Linked DNA regions of Homo sapiens: region 2 is linked to region 1. Evidence: read pairs that join two places in POLR2A ChIA-PET (ENCODE). Cell type or tissue: OCI-LY7. All regions are shown on one strand. Links, peaks and the distances in the headings refer to the core of each region. The heading gives the core; the rest is flanking DNA.

Region 1 (6,616 bases), core at 1,652-5,651:
AAATGCGTCCATTGATTCAACTACCCTAGGAAGAATTATTAGAATTTCAGAGTTTACTTTTGGATTTTTTGTCTGTGCTTTAAGGTTATGTCTTCATTTACTCATTATTATGCTCTTATATAACTTTGTGCCTCTCTTGCTTGAAGATATTTCACAAAAATAATTTTAATAAATGTTATATGCAAAAGGCAAGTACAAGCTGAAAATCTAAGAATATTACATGCAAAAGCACAAGGACCAGATGGTTTCACAGCTGAGTTTTAAAAAGATTTTTTAAAAAAAGATCATCACAATATTATCTAAACTATTCAAGGCCATAGATAAAAGCTGTAGAATATCAAAAGCATGAAATGATAGACCCCCTAAAAAAGGCGTGGATCAATTTCATGTATGAGGCCGGGCGAGGTGGCTCACGCCTGTAATCAGCACTTTGTGGGGCGGATCACTTGAGGCCAGGAGTTTGATACCAGCATGGCCAACATGGCAAAACCCCATCCCTACTAAAAATACAAAAATTAGCTGGGCCTTGTGGCTGGTGCCTGTAATCCCAGCTACTCAAGAGGCTGAGGCACAAGAATCGCTTGAACCCAGGAGGTGGAGGTTGCAATGAGCTAAGATTGTGCCACCGCACTGCAGCCTGGGTGACAGAGCAGGACTCTCCAAAAACAAAAACAAAAACAAAAATTTCACTTATGAAAATAAAGGCAAAATTCTAAATAAAATCAAGGAAAGTCCAGCAAAGTTATGAAAAAAAAAAAAAAATACATGGTAAGCAAGGAAGGTTTACTCCACGAATGCAAACACGGGCCGGGCGCGGTGGCTCACACCTATAATCCGAGCACTTTGAGAGGCCAAGGTGGGAGGATCACGAGGTCGAGAGATCGAGACCATCCTGGCCAACATGGTGAAACCCTGTCTCTACTAAAAATACAAAAATTAGCCGGGCGTGGTGGTGGGTGCCTGTAGTCCCAGCTACTTGGGTGGCTGAGGTAGGAGAATCACTTGAACCTGGGAGGCAGAGGTTTCAGTGAACAGAGATCGTGCCACTGCACTCCAGCCTGGGCAACAGGCAAGACTCTGTCTCAAAAAAAAAAAAAAAAAATGCAATGTGGCTCAATATCAGGAAGTCTATCAACATATTGTAATCTATGAATAAAGAAGGAAGAGGCCCAGCATAGTGGCTCATGGCTGTAATCCCAGCACTTTGGGAGGCCGAGGCAGGTGGATCACTTGAGGTCAACTTGGGTTGCCAGAAAGGTGAAAAAAAATGAAATAAACAATATAAACTGTGGTTGTTGGTGACGAAGTGGTTGTACAACGTAAAATTCTAGTATAAAAAAGAACAAATAGAATTAATATCATTAATTGGATAAGGTGGACAAATATAGAATAAACAACCAAAAGCTGTTCTTTATACTAGTAATAAGCCCTATGAGATAGAAATGGAATGGAATGAAGGGTTCCATCACACTCGTGACAAAAAATTAAAATACTTAGGAAAAAAAAAAAAACATGAACTTTTATTGAAGGATATGAAACAAGACCCAAACAAATGAAAAACATACAATGTCCCTCTGGATGACATAATAAAAAAGTTGGTTCTTTTTTTACTAATTTCTTTTTTTTTTTTTTGAGACAGAGTCTCGCTCTGTCGCCCAGGCTGGAGTGCAGGGGTGCAATCTCCGCTCAGTGCAAGCTCCACCTTCCGGGTTTACATCATTCTCCTGCCTCAGCCTCCCGAGTAGCTGGAACTACAGGCGCCCGCCACCACACCTGGCTAATTTTTTGTATTTTTAGTAGAGATGGGGTTTCTCCATGTTGGCCAGGATGGTCTCGATCTCCTGACCTCGTGATCCACTCGCCTCGGCCTCCCAAAGTGCTGGGATTACAAGTGTGAGCCACTGCACCTGGCATTTGTACTAATTTCTATATTTCATGTGCCACCCAATTAGAATATTTGATTTTTGGGAAATAGAGATTTTTGGGAAATTACTGTAAAGTCTGTATGAAAGACTAGATGCTTGCAATCAATTAAGTGTGATTACAATAGAAATAATGAGAAATAGAAATAAAGAGATCAATGCGGCAAAACAGAGGATTAAGAAATAGTTCACATGTACTTTAAATTTATGATACAAGTGGGATCTCAATTCAGCATGAAAAAGTTTAATAAATAACGTTGGCTCCACTTGTATCCATATAGAAGAAAATTAAGTTGTCATTCTATCTCACACTATATACAAAAATAAATCTCAGATGGATTAAGGCTTTTAAGGAACAAAACCAAAAATCTCAGAAGAAAATATTTATTTTCAACAATTTGCATTTCAATGGTGACTTCAAGTCAGAAATTCCATATAATAGAAATGTTAGATTTTTTTTGACCTAAAGGAAATTAAACTACTGTACAGCAAAGAATACTATAACTAAAATCAAGGCTGGGTGGGGTGGCTCTTGCCTGTAATCCCAGCACTTTGGGTGGCCGAGGTGGGCGGCTCACTAAAGGCCAGGAATTTGAGACCAGCCTGGGCAACATGGTGAAACCCCGTCTCCACCAAAAATACAAAAATTAGCCAGAGGTGGTGGTGCATGCCTGTAATCCCAGCTACTCGGGAGGCTGAGGCAGGAGAATAACCTTGAACCCGCGAGGTAGGTTGCAGTGAGCTGAGATCATGCCACTGCACTCCAGCCTGGGAGATGGAGCAAGACTCTGTTTCAATAAAATAATAAAATAAAATAAAATAAAATAAAATAACCCGTAGCTAAAATCAATAGAGAAATTAACTTAGAAAGTTATTTGCAAAGAAGCTGAACAATAAAAGGTTACTATATGTCATAAAATATGTAGTTCTTACAAACTGGCAAGAAACAGAAGCGTTCTAAAAGAAAATGGGATTTGAACAATTAATTCACAGTAAAGCAAATTCAATAAACATATGCAAAGATTCTCAATCTCAGCAGTAGGCAGGGAAATGTAAAGTCACAATGAAGTCACAACTTGCACCCAGCAGACTAGCAAAAACTAAAATGAGCAATAAATATTTCTGCCTTGGAAAGAAGTAGGGAGTGGGAAATAGGTGTTCATACACTGCTGGTGGAAGTGCAAATTGTGATAATGTTTTAGGAAAGCAATGTGGCAACATCTATTCAATTTAAAAATATATATCATTTGACTTAAAAAATTCTACTACTATCCCAGCACTTTGGGAGGCCGAGGCGGGCGGATCACCTGAGGTCAGGAGTTCGAGACCAGCCTGACTAACATGGTGAAACTCCGTCTCTACTAAAAATATAAAAATACAAAAAAAAATTAGCCGGGTACGGTGGCGGTGCCTGTAGTCCCAGCTACTCGGGAGGCTAAGGCAGGAGAATCGCTTGAACCCGCGAGGTGGAGGTTGCAGTGAGCCGAGATCACGCCACTTCACTTCAGCCTGGGCAAAAGAGCGAGACTCCATCTCAAAAAAAAAAAAAAAAAAAAAAAAAAAAAAAAAAAAAAAAGGGCCGGGCACGGTGGCGGTGGCTTACGCCTGTAATCCCAGCACTTTGGGAGGCCGAGGTGGGTGGATCACGAGGTTAGGAGATGGAGACCATCCTGGCTAATATGGTGAAACCCCGTCTCTACTAAAAATAGAAAAAATTAGCCAAGCATGGTGGCATGCGTCTGTAGTCCCAGCTAATCGGGAGGCTGAGGCAGGAGAATCACTTCAACCTGGGAGGTGGAAGTTGCAGTGAGCCAAGATTGTACCACTGCACTCCAGCCTGGTGACAGAGCGAGACTCTGTCTCAAAAAAAAAAAAAAAAAATTATACTACTAGAAATATTTCCCACAAATAGGTATATGAGAATACATGTATAAGGATGTTAAATGCAGCACTTTTCAGAAAGGCAAAAAGCTGGAGAAAAGTGAAGGCACATCAGTATGAGACTGACAATAAATTAAGGTTCTGTCTACAATGGGGAATATTATGCAATCATCAAAAGTAGTGAGGCTGGGTACTGTGGCTCACACCTGTAATCCAAGCATTTTGTTTGAGGCCAGGAGTTTGAGGTTGCAGGGAGCTGTGATAGGGCCACTGATCTCCAGTCTGGACAACAGACTGGAGTTCTAAAAAATTAAGAAAAAAATTAAAAAATAATAAGATCTGTACCAATTGACCCAGAAATATTTCAGCTCATATTGTTGAGTAAGGAAATCAATTTGCTGAAAAGAATGTATAATTACATGTTTGTGAAACAGTAACAAGTCCCTTCTCTTTGGGGATGTCTGTATATGGTAGTATATATGACTATAGAAAAACTTCAGAATTACACTCCTGGTTATGAACATGGGTCAGGGGAGAGGGCATTGACCCAAGTAACAAGAGGAGGAAAAAGATTGCACTAACCCCTCCAGCATGTATACTTCTATTTATAAAAAAATATTGTATAATAGGCATACAGAAATTAGAAAAAAGGGCTGGGAGCAGTGGCTCACGCCTGTAATCCCAGCACTTTGGGAGGCTGAGGTGGGCGCATCACTTGCGGTCAGGAGTTTGAAACCAGCCTGGCCAACATGGTGAAACCCCATCTCTACTAAAAAATACAAAAATTAGCCTGGTGTGGTAGCAGGCGACTTAATCCCAGCTACTTGGGAGGCAGAGGCAGGAGAATCGTTTGAACCCAGGAGGCGGAGGTTGCAGTGAGCCGAGATCGAGCCATTGCACTCAAACCTGGGGGATAAGAGCGAGATTTCTCTCAAAAAAAAAAAAAAAAAAAAAAAAGGAAATTAGAAAAAAGATCCATATCTTTTAGCATGTAAGGATACGAATAAGTCACTAAGACAAAAAAAAAAAAAAAAAAAAAAAAAAAGAAGCAAAAACAGAAACAAAAAGCAAGCAAGTTGAGCAAGTTGTAGAGTAATATATATACGATGGTTCCACTTTGGTGAAAACAACAAGCAAACAAAAGCCTTGAGTGTGGATAAATGCTTGTCTATGTTCGAAGGAATAACGTTGCCAGGCTGTTACCAATCTTCACTTCGGGTCGCTGGGGTGGGGAAGAAGGTGGGTGCGGGGAGACGGATGACCAGCTTTCTCTTTACATATCTTTGCATTGTTGCACTGCTTTTATACTCTTATAAAATATCTTTAAAATGAGAAACCTAAAATAACCACATAACAAAACCTAAAAATACATTACAACTTCTGCCCTCAAGGGGCTCACAGTCTCCTGCAGACTGTCTTCAGATAGCTGATGTGTTTGATTTGCTCTCTATGGCTTCCAGGGAAGAAAGCGAGGGGAGAAGGTACGGCAAGGTAGGGGAAGCTCTTTCCCTGGCGGTGCTGGGCCACACCTGTGATATTCTCTTGAGAGGAAGGTGTTGGACTCCGTCAGTGTTGCCCCAGTTTTCTGAAGAGATGAATTAGCCCGGGTACTTGTTGAAAAGAAAAATCTTTAGGATCTGTCCTTGACCCGCTGAATTCGAATCTCCAGGGGAGGAGTCTGGGAAGCTTTATTTTTTAGTGCCCAGGTGATTCATATCATTGGGGAAAGTTGGGAAACACTGGTCTACATTCACGCTGCTCAGCGTGGCCTGGGAACCAGCCGCAATGGCATCGCCTGAGAGCTTGTTAGGAATGCCTGCTGTCAGGATGTGCCCCAGACCTACGGTGACAGAAATGCCAGTGAACAAGGTGCCTGTGCACAGAATGGGTTGAGAGGGATGTTGTAGATGACCCTTACAGTTATTCTCTAATTCTATCTTATTTGACAGGAAGATAGCTCCAAGACACTGGAAAATTCTTTTTGTGATAGACGTGTTTCAAAAGTAAAAATGTAGTCAAGGAACCCAAAGGGATTTTGATGAACTGATTGAGGCAGAAACTGAGCTAACGTAAGAGGAGGCCGGCAGGGCCAAGAGATGAGGGAGGGAGGAAGTCAACCGCCTCGCCAACCTGGCTTTGTTTCTAAGCTGAATGAGGAAGCAGTGAACTCTATCTTGGACAGGTGTGGTAGCTGAAGCTTCTGATTTAATCAAGAGGAAAAAAATACAGATAAGAAGAGATACCTGTCACTTATTAACTCAGCAAGCATTTACAGGATGCCAACTCTGTACCAGGTGATAGGCTGAGCACTGGGAATAATGCAGTGAACAATGAGAGCCTCTCCCTGACTTCACCAAGCTTCAAGGCCAGTGGGGGAGAAAGGCAGTAAAGAAACCATTTCAAAGATCAGGCCTACGGCTAGGGTAAAGCTAGTGAAGCACTTGCCTTGAGTGCAAAAATGTAAGGGGGCTCCAAAAACTCAGTTATCAAGAAAATTTTTAATGCAAAAATTTTTCTAATGGAAATGAATGCAAAAATCTATGATACATAAAATATAAACATTTTGCTGTCATGGTGGCTCACATCTAATCCCAGTGACTTGGAAGGCTGAGGCCGGAAGATTGCTTGTGTCCAGGAGGTTGAGGCTGCAGTGAGCTCTGATTTGGCCACTGCACTCCAGCCTAGGTGACAGCAAGATCAGGCTGGGTGCAGTGGCTCACTCCTGTAATCCCAGCACTTTGGGAAGGTAAGGAGGGTGGATTGCTTGAACCCAGGAGTTCAAGACTAGCCTGGGCAACCCTTGTCTTTATAGA
Region 2 (6,616 bases), core at 951-4,950, 110 kb after region 1:
AGGAAAATAGAAGATGACCTTTGATGCAGACAAAGCCATTATGTGTTTAGGGAAAAGTAGCCCAAACAACATAGAAAGTGGTTGCCTCTGACCCAGAGTGTATAAACCAGAGAAGAATTTTGGTCTTCGCAGCTTGTTTCTTACCTGTGATGCTAGTTTGGTCAAGATGGCTAACCAAGTGTTTAAAATTACCATACATCCTTAGAATAAAGAAGCCATAGAGATCATGTGATCTATTGATGGATTTAATTTTATAAGATGAGAAAACTCAGGCCCAGAGAGCTAAGTGGCTTGTTCAAGGTTCTATAACTACTTAGAAAATGTTTTGTATACCAGATGGAAAACATCAGTCTACCTTTCACGAAACTAAGACACCTGACAAAGGCTGCCTTAAAGAGTGTGGGGGAATTTCCAGAACCTTTTTACTTCTAATCACTCTCTATGAGTCACCCGCTAGGAGTTCTAATCACACCACCATTAGGTGGAAAGTTGACCAAATGGTCCCTCAGCACGTCCCATCGCATTGCTGTAAAAGTCAAATCATTGAGATGGATAGATATCTCACGACTAGTAACATTTTCTACATAATCTTACATAAATGATTCCTAATAAATTACACAGACAGGACTTCACAGTGAAATCACAAGTGAGTTTAGTACAGGCATAATGATGACAGCCCAAACATCTGTTGGTTTTGGAAGTAAGTTTTCCTATTTTAGAACTAGCACTGAATCATCAGGAGATGGGGCTTGATAGAACTTCAGAGGAATTTTAGATCTCTACCAAAAGATCTAATTCCTCTGCCCTGTATTAATTAGAAACGGTAGACATCGAGGGCTATGATTGTCTCCCTAGTTTCCCACGTACCTATTCCTTCCTTGACAACACACCAGAGAGAGTAGAGAAGACAGAAGATTAGAGAGCTTTGATGCTTTTAGTGTGGGACCGGTGATGACTGCCCTCTTGGACTCTATCTTCCCAGGACGGGTCCAAGCTTCCTGGTCCCCTTGCCTTGTCTGAGCCTTCCTGCCCCAGCTGACTTCCTAGGCCTGTGAATGCCTAACCCAAGTACTTACCTGCTTCCTCCAACTTCCTGGATTCACTTGGGACTCCATCCGTTATGTTACGGTTCTGACCCGTAATCTACACCTCACCTCTGCCCTTGGTTGAGCATTTGGTCTTTGTCTCTTCCTCCCAGCCCAGCCCTACATGTCAGTCATGTCCTACAATCTATAATTGATCACTGTAATGTCCCATTTAAATTTTTTTCTGTTGTTCATGTGGAATTTAATGGAACTCTTTTCTAAAAATGTGAATTTGAAAAACCTTCAGTCTACACTAAGACTATTGAAGAGCACAGTCTGTGTTAAAAGCCAGATGTAAAAACTGTTGGCTTTCATAAGAGGTACCAATTATAAGTAAATATCCATCAATCAATAAACACATCCTGCTCCAAGGTGCAAAGATTAGGGGAGCAGTCAAGTGGGGGAAATGAGTTGTTCTGATTGGAAGAAGGGGGGTGACATGGACAGATGTAGGGTGCACTTGACACAGAATCTTCTTTTTCCCCTGGTTCCTGAGGGGATAAGACATAGGAACCCAAAACATCAGAAAAGTAAGGTAGCAGTGATAGGGCTTTTCTTTCCTCCAGTGCAAACCAGCCATAGTATTATTCTTTTATTCGGACTTTAGATGAGAAGCCCTATATGTTTTGTTGTGTGGTGGGCTCCCCCCTCGCTCCCCATTTTTGAGACAGAGTCTCACTCTGTTGCCCAGGCTGGAGTACAGTGGCACAGTCTTGGCTCACTGCAACCTCCACCTCCCAGGTTCAAGCGATTTTTCTGCCTCAGTCTCCTGAGTAGCTGGGACTACAGGTGCACACCACCACACCCAGCTAACTTTTGTATTTTTAGTACAGACCGAGTTTCACCATGTTGCCCAAGCTAGTTTTGAACCCCTGACCTCAGATGATCTGCCCGCCTTGGCTTCCCAAAGTGCTGGGATTACAGGTGTGAGCCACCATGCCTGGCCACCCTGTGTGTTTTGATGTGTGGTCAAGCCACTGAAATTTCTAGAAAAACAAGGAGCCCGGGAAGGACTCATCCCAAGAAGTTGAAGGTGAGTTAGAAAATTGGCTACTACCCAAGTTAGACAGAATTCAAGGACTGGCATAAGCTGTGATGAATAGCAACTAAAGAATGGAGCTCTGATGCTTAATGTTTATATGTCTTTAAACCTTGCTTTAAATAAAATGCTTTATTTGTACTAGTTAAGTATTTGCTATGATGTGTTGCTTTAATGAAAAGCTCTGTTGAACTCTGTTGTGTGGGAAAGCAGGTTGGGCTTTGATTGGATTAACCATGCAGATAGGGAGTTAGGCTCTTTGGAGCCGAGTTGGTTCACACAGGCGGCACTACCCACCTACAGGTGTCCATCGCACCTGCGTTATGAGTACTGCTCCTAGGAAACCAGGCTCTGAGAGTACCAGCCTAGGAAACTTGAGCCAATAAAGTCACCACAAAGACCACAGCACTTAAAGATAGAAAGGGGCAAGTATAGAGGGGGTTGGGAGGGTGACAGGTGCATGCTCCTTTTATCATGATTTTAAAAAATAATACAGTGCTTTTGACAATTTTTTTTTCAAAAAAAATGAAAGCTTTGGATTTTTCAGGTGGGGTTATTTGCCTTTCATCTGTGTTTTCTCTACTGTTCTATTTACTGATCCATTACTTTCATCTTTGAAACCTGTCATTGTGGACTCTTGTATCAATGTAACTATCTGTTAAAAGGCTTTTTGCTTTTCGGGTCAGAAGTGTTTAATATCAGACATTTTAAATGATTTTATTTGTATTGACCTCAAACTTGAAAGTTATGCAAGAGGTACTGTAAAATTAAGTATTCAAAGAGATGAATGCCTTTATTGGACTTTTTTGATGAGCAGAGAGGTTGAGGGGTCCTAAGGGAGTGATGGAAAAGTGGAAAACTGACCAGGACCCAATGCCTAGGTCGCCGAGAAACAGGGCAAGAAAGAGGTCAAGGAGATGGGAGTGGAGCGGGTGAATACCTGCGCAATCTCAGGACACAGAAAAGACCTGATGGATTCTTTCCTTTCTTTCCTGGTTAGAGGAGGGGCATGGGTGACCCAGTCTGGCTGCAGGAGCTCAGGTAGGATAGACGAGTTTGGGGCAAAATGGTGGGTGCTGTAGCTTAAAGGGGAGCAGTGGGCGGGAAGTTGAGTCAGCCTGGGCTGGTGCATTGTGGATATAGCACAGCTTGAGAGGGTGGAGAGGAGTGGGAGAGTAAAAGAGCAGAGCAGTTTCTGAAAGCTTGGTGTGGTCTGGGTCACAGACTCCTGCAGATGTTCTGAGGGATCAAGCCCTTTTCCCGAGGCCCCAGAGCTCACTGAAGCTAGAACCTAGACTGCAGGCCCTACCAACATTCTTTGCTCTACGCAAGTGGCCATCAGGACCCTGGAGTGAATGACACATAAGTTCCCCTCCCACCTCCATGTCCATGGAAGATGAGAACAGAGCAGTCAGGCCGGAAGGCAAACACCATCCCAACGTGCAGGTGTGCGGTAGAAGCACAATATCACCTTTCACTGGGGAGCTGGCCCTTGGCTGCCACTCTAACAGCCACACACCCCCAGTGCTGCTCCAGGGGCAGTCCACGCTGGGAGAGAAGAGATTGGAATCGACTTCTTGGAGTCTTTTACAAGGACTTCAAAAGGAGGGATGAGTCTGCAGTGTTCTGGGGGCCACTTAGCAATAAAGGAATAATCCACAGCCTGTGCAGTGCTAATGAGCACCAAGAATAACTCCGCCAATAACTCTGCAGGCAGGGCCCAGCGGACCAGCAGAGCTCAGCTGGTCTTGGAAAGGGTTCTTCAGGCCTGCCCCCTCTGCCGAGAGGCCAGAGCTCAGCCAGTGGGTTCCTTATAGGATTGCCTGGGAGGAGAGGATTGCCTGGAGTGGCCTCTGAGTCAGGGCTGTGCTCCTCCCACACAGGAGGAGGAAGTCAAGGGCTGTGTGCAGGTGAGCAAACCGAGCTGACAGGAGCCTGACTTCTAAGGTGCTGGCTTTGGTTCCTCTCATGCTGAGGATTAATTTATCTAAGTGGAAACAGAGCAGGAGAGGGGACATTTATTTCTTTGGCTTTGGTCTGGGGTCCAGTAAGGGAAGGAGAGAGAAAGAAAGAATGTATGTGTGAGTATCTAAACCAATTGGATGGATTAAGGGCAGGGCAGAAAGTGGACCAGTGGTACCAACTCTTCAAAAAGGTGCTGAAAGCCTTTATCATAAACACTAAATGTAATACTGTTTAGGGGGACAGAATAGGGTTGGTGCCAGAAGGACCCCTTTCCTGGATCCCGATGTTCATTTATTCTTGTGTTCATTCATTTGATCCAATCAATCAATCATGTCAATTCAGTCATCAACATTTCTCCAGCATCCACTATATGCCATGTGCTGCAAACAGACTGTACTAAGGCCCAGCCTCTCTCTGCCTTCAAAGCACTCACGATCCTATAGGGAAGGTGGAAATATGAACAAGCAGTCAACAATAGACATAATGAACACAGTGCAATGCATGCAAGAAACAGGAAAATAGATGACAGAAGCAAAGAGGAAGGTGGGCCTCACTTGGACACAGAGGGGTACAGACATTTGGCATGTAACTTGGATGATCCAGTGCAGGCTGTGTGATGGGTGGGACTGAGGATGAGGGAGAAAACACATTCCAGGACTTCCATGAGCAGGTTTGAACTGTGGGGGTGGAGTGGGATGTGGGGGCGGGGGGACAGCACGAGGCAGGTGTGGAGGGGTGGACAGAGTAAGGTGTGAAAGTTTAAAGGAGCTGGAATTTGAAGGGAATCGGAACCGGGGGGAGACAAGGGCATCCAAGGCCAATGGGTGTGAAAGGCAGAGGTCTGGAGGGGAGTGTTGTTCCTTTCTTCGGCACATAGATAGGAGGCAGAGTTGCACGGGGATTAAGAACATAGGTGGCGGGGCCCAGTGGCTCACCCCTGTAATCCCAGCATTCTGGGAGGCCAAGGCAGGCAGATCACTTGAGGTCAGGAGTTCGAGACCAGCCTGGCCAATGTGGTGAAACTCCATATCTACTAAAAAAAAAAAAAAATCAAAAATTAGCCTGGCATGGTGGTGCACACCAGTAATCCCAGCTAATCGGGAGGCTGAGGCAGGAGAATCGCTTGAACCAGGGAGCCAAGCAATTGTTGCAGTGAGCCAAGATCGAGCCACTGCACTCCAGCCTTGGTGACAGAGTGAGACTTTGTCTCAAAAACAAAGAAACCATAGGCTCTGTACTGAGACTGTGTTCAAATCCTGGCTCTGGGAGTTGCCAGCTTTGTGACTTTGGGCAAGTTTCTCTGCCTCTATAAACTTCAGTTTCCTTATCTATAAAGTGGGAGCAATGATAATTCCTGCAGCTGGCTGCTGTGAGGATTGGTAGTTGAGCACTTGGTGGGATAACTGGTATAGCCTTCAGTAAATGTTAGCTTTTTTTATTGTTACTATTGCAGCCAATCTTTAAATGCTGTTAGTTTTTCCTTTGAAGTGTTTCCTGGGTCTTGTTATGACGTCTCCCTCCCAGCAGTGACCACTTCAAGCTCTGCACTTGAGAACTGCCGTCCTCACCTCACTTCTGGGTTTCTGCACATCTTCAAATTGGCCTTGGTGGCTTTCTTCCTTCCTCTGTAACCATCCTGTGGACCAACCCCAAACAAACCCCTCTTACATGCCATGTTCGGGTCAGTCCCTTGGTCAAAACCACTGGTACTTTCTCTCAGAGAAGCACCAATCTGGCCCATTGTCCTCTTGCAGATGAGAAAACTGAGAGCTAAAGAGGCCATGGGACTACGCCACCTGCCAAGGAAGTCTGTTCCTGAGCTCTGGGTCTCCTGACTTCCCATTCTCGCTGGCTGTTCTCTAACAGCTGCCCTCTTTTCCCAGCTCCAGAGCTTCTCTAAACTCTCCCTGGAAAACATCATGGCGAGTAGGAAATGGACCTGTGTGAGCTCTGCAGTGGGCCATTGAGTTTGCAGCCCAGCCTGGCCCTTACTGGCTGAGTGACCTTGAACAAGTGATGTCACCCATCAGAGCCTGGGTTTCCCAGCCGTGGAGAGCAGCGTTATTCTAAGAGCTCCCTTACAGGGTGAGAGTGAGGGTGGAAGACGTGATTATTACCTAAGTGGAGGGCTTGGTAGAGTGTCTGGCACGCAGTACGAGGCTGAGATGTTGAAGGCTACTCTCTGGTTGGGAGGCCATCCTGGCCCAGGGCCCACCTTAACTGTGCCCACCCTGCCTCCCATCCAGCCTTCACCTTTCCTTTTGCACATCCACATCCCAAGTCGGCCCCAGCCTTTCCTCTCACCATGAGCTGTTCTCCACTTCCTGAATTCCTCAAAGTCCTACCTCACTGCTTCTCCTGCAGAGTTAGAACTCCAGGAAAAAGCCAAAACTTTATTTCAGAACTCTGTTATAAACATCCTTAAAGACAGATGCCAGGTGGTGGGTGGGGCCGAGGCCCTGAGAGTGGAAGGGTTTTGGGGATGTTCATCGGCTTGAACAATGCTCATTGGGAGCTGAAAAGACTT

The links. ChIA-PET counts read pairs that join two places held together with the same protein. Peaks named below come from ENCODE experiments on the same cell type or tissue, not always from the same donor. Only the 100,000 strongest peaks of a DNase experiment are listed, where the experiment ranks them.
Region 2: POLR2A ChIA-PET joins it to region 1 with 5 read pairs; 6 of 35 experiments call an interaction of 5 or more read pairs at or near these places.

Annotation. Positions count from the first base shown.
Region 1 is chr15:58,574,220-58,580,835 of GRCh38, reverse strand. No RefSeq gene overlaps it. Among named protein-coding and RNA genes, the nearest start is that of LIPC-AS1, 79 kb to the right of the region's middle. In OCI-LY7, for the core only: no CTCF peak of the experiment used is centred there; no DNase peak of the experiment used is centred there.
Region 2 is chr15:58,460,106-58,466,721 of GRCh38, reverse strand. The region is part of intron 1 of LIPC (lipase C, hepatic type); the gene reads right to left. All of the region lies in intron 2 of LIPC-AS1 (LIPC antisense RNA 1), which reads left to right. Among named protein-coding and RNA genes, the nearest start is that of LIPC, 31 kb to the right of the region's middle. RefSeq lists a silencer at 2,489-2,578. In OCI-LY7, for the core only: no CTCF peak of the experiment used is centred there; a DNase peak (open chromatin) is centred at 2,471; H3K27ac peaks cover 392 bases.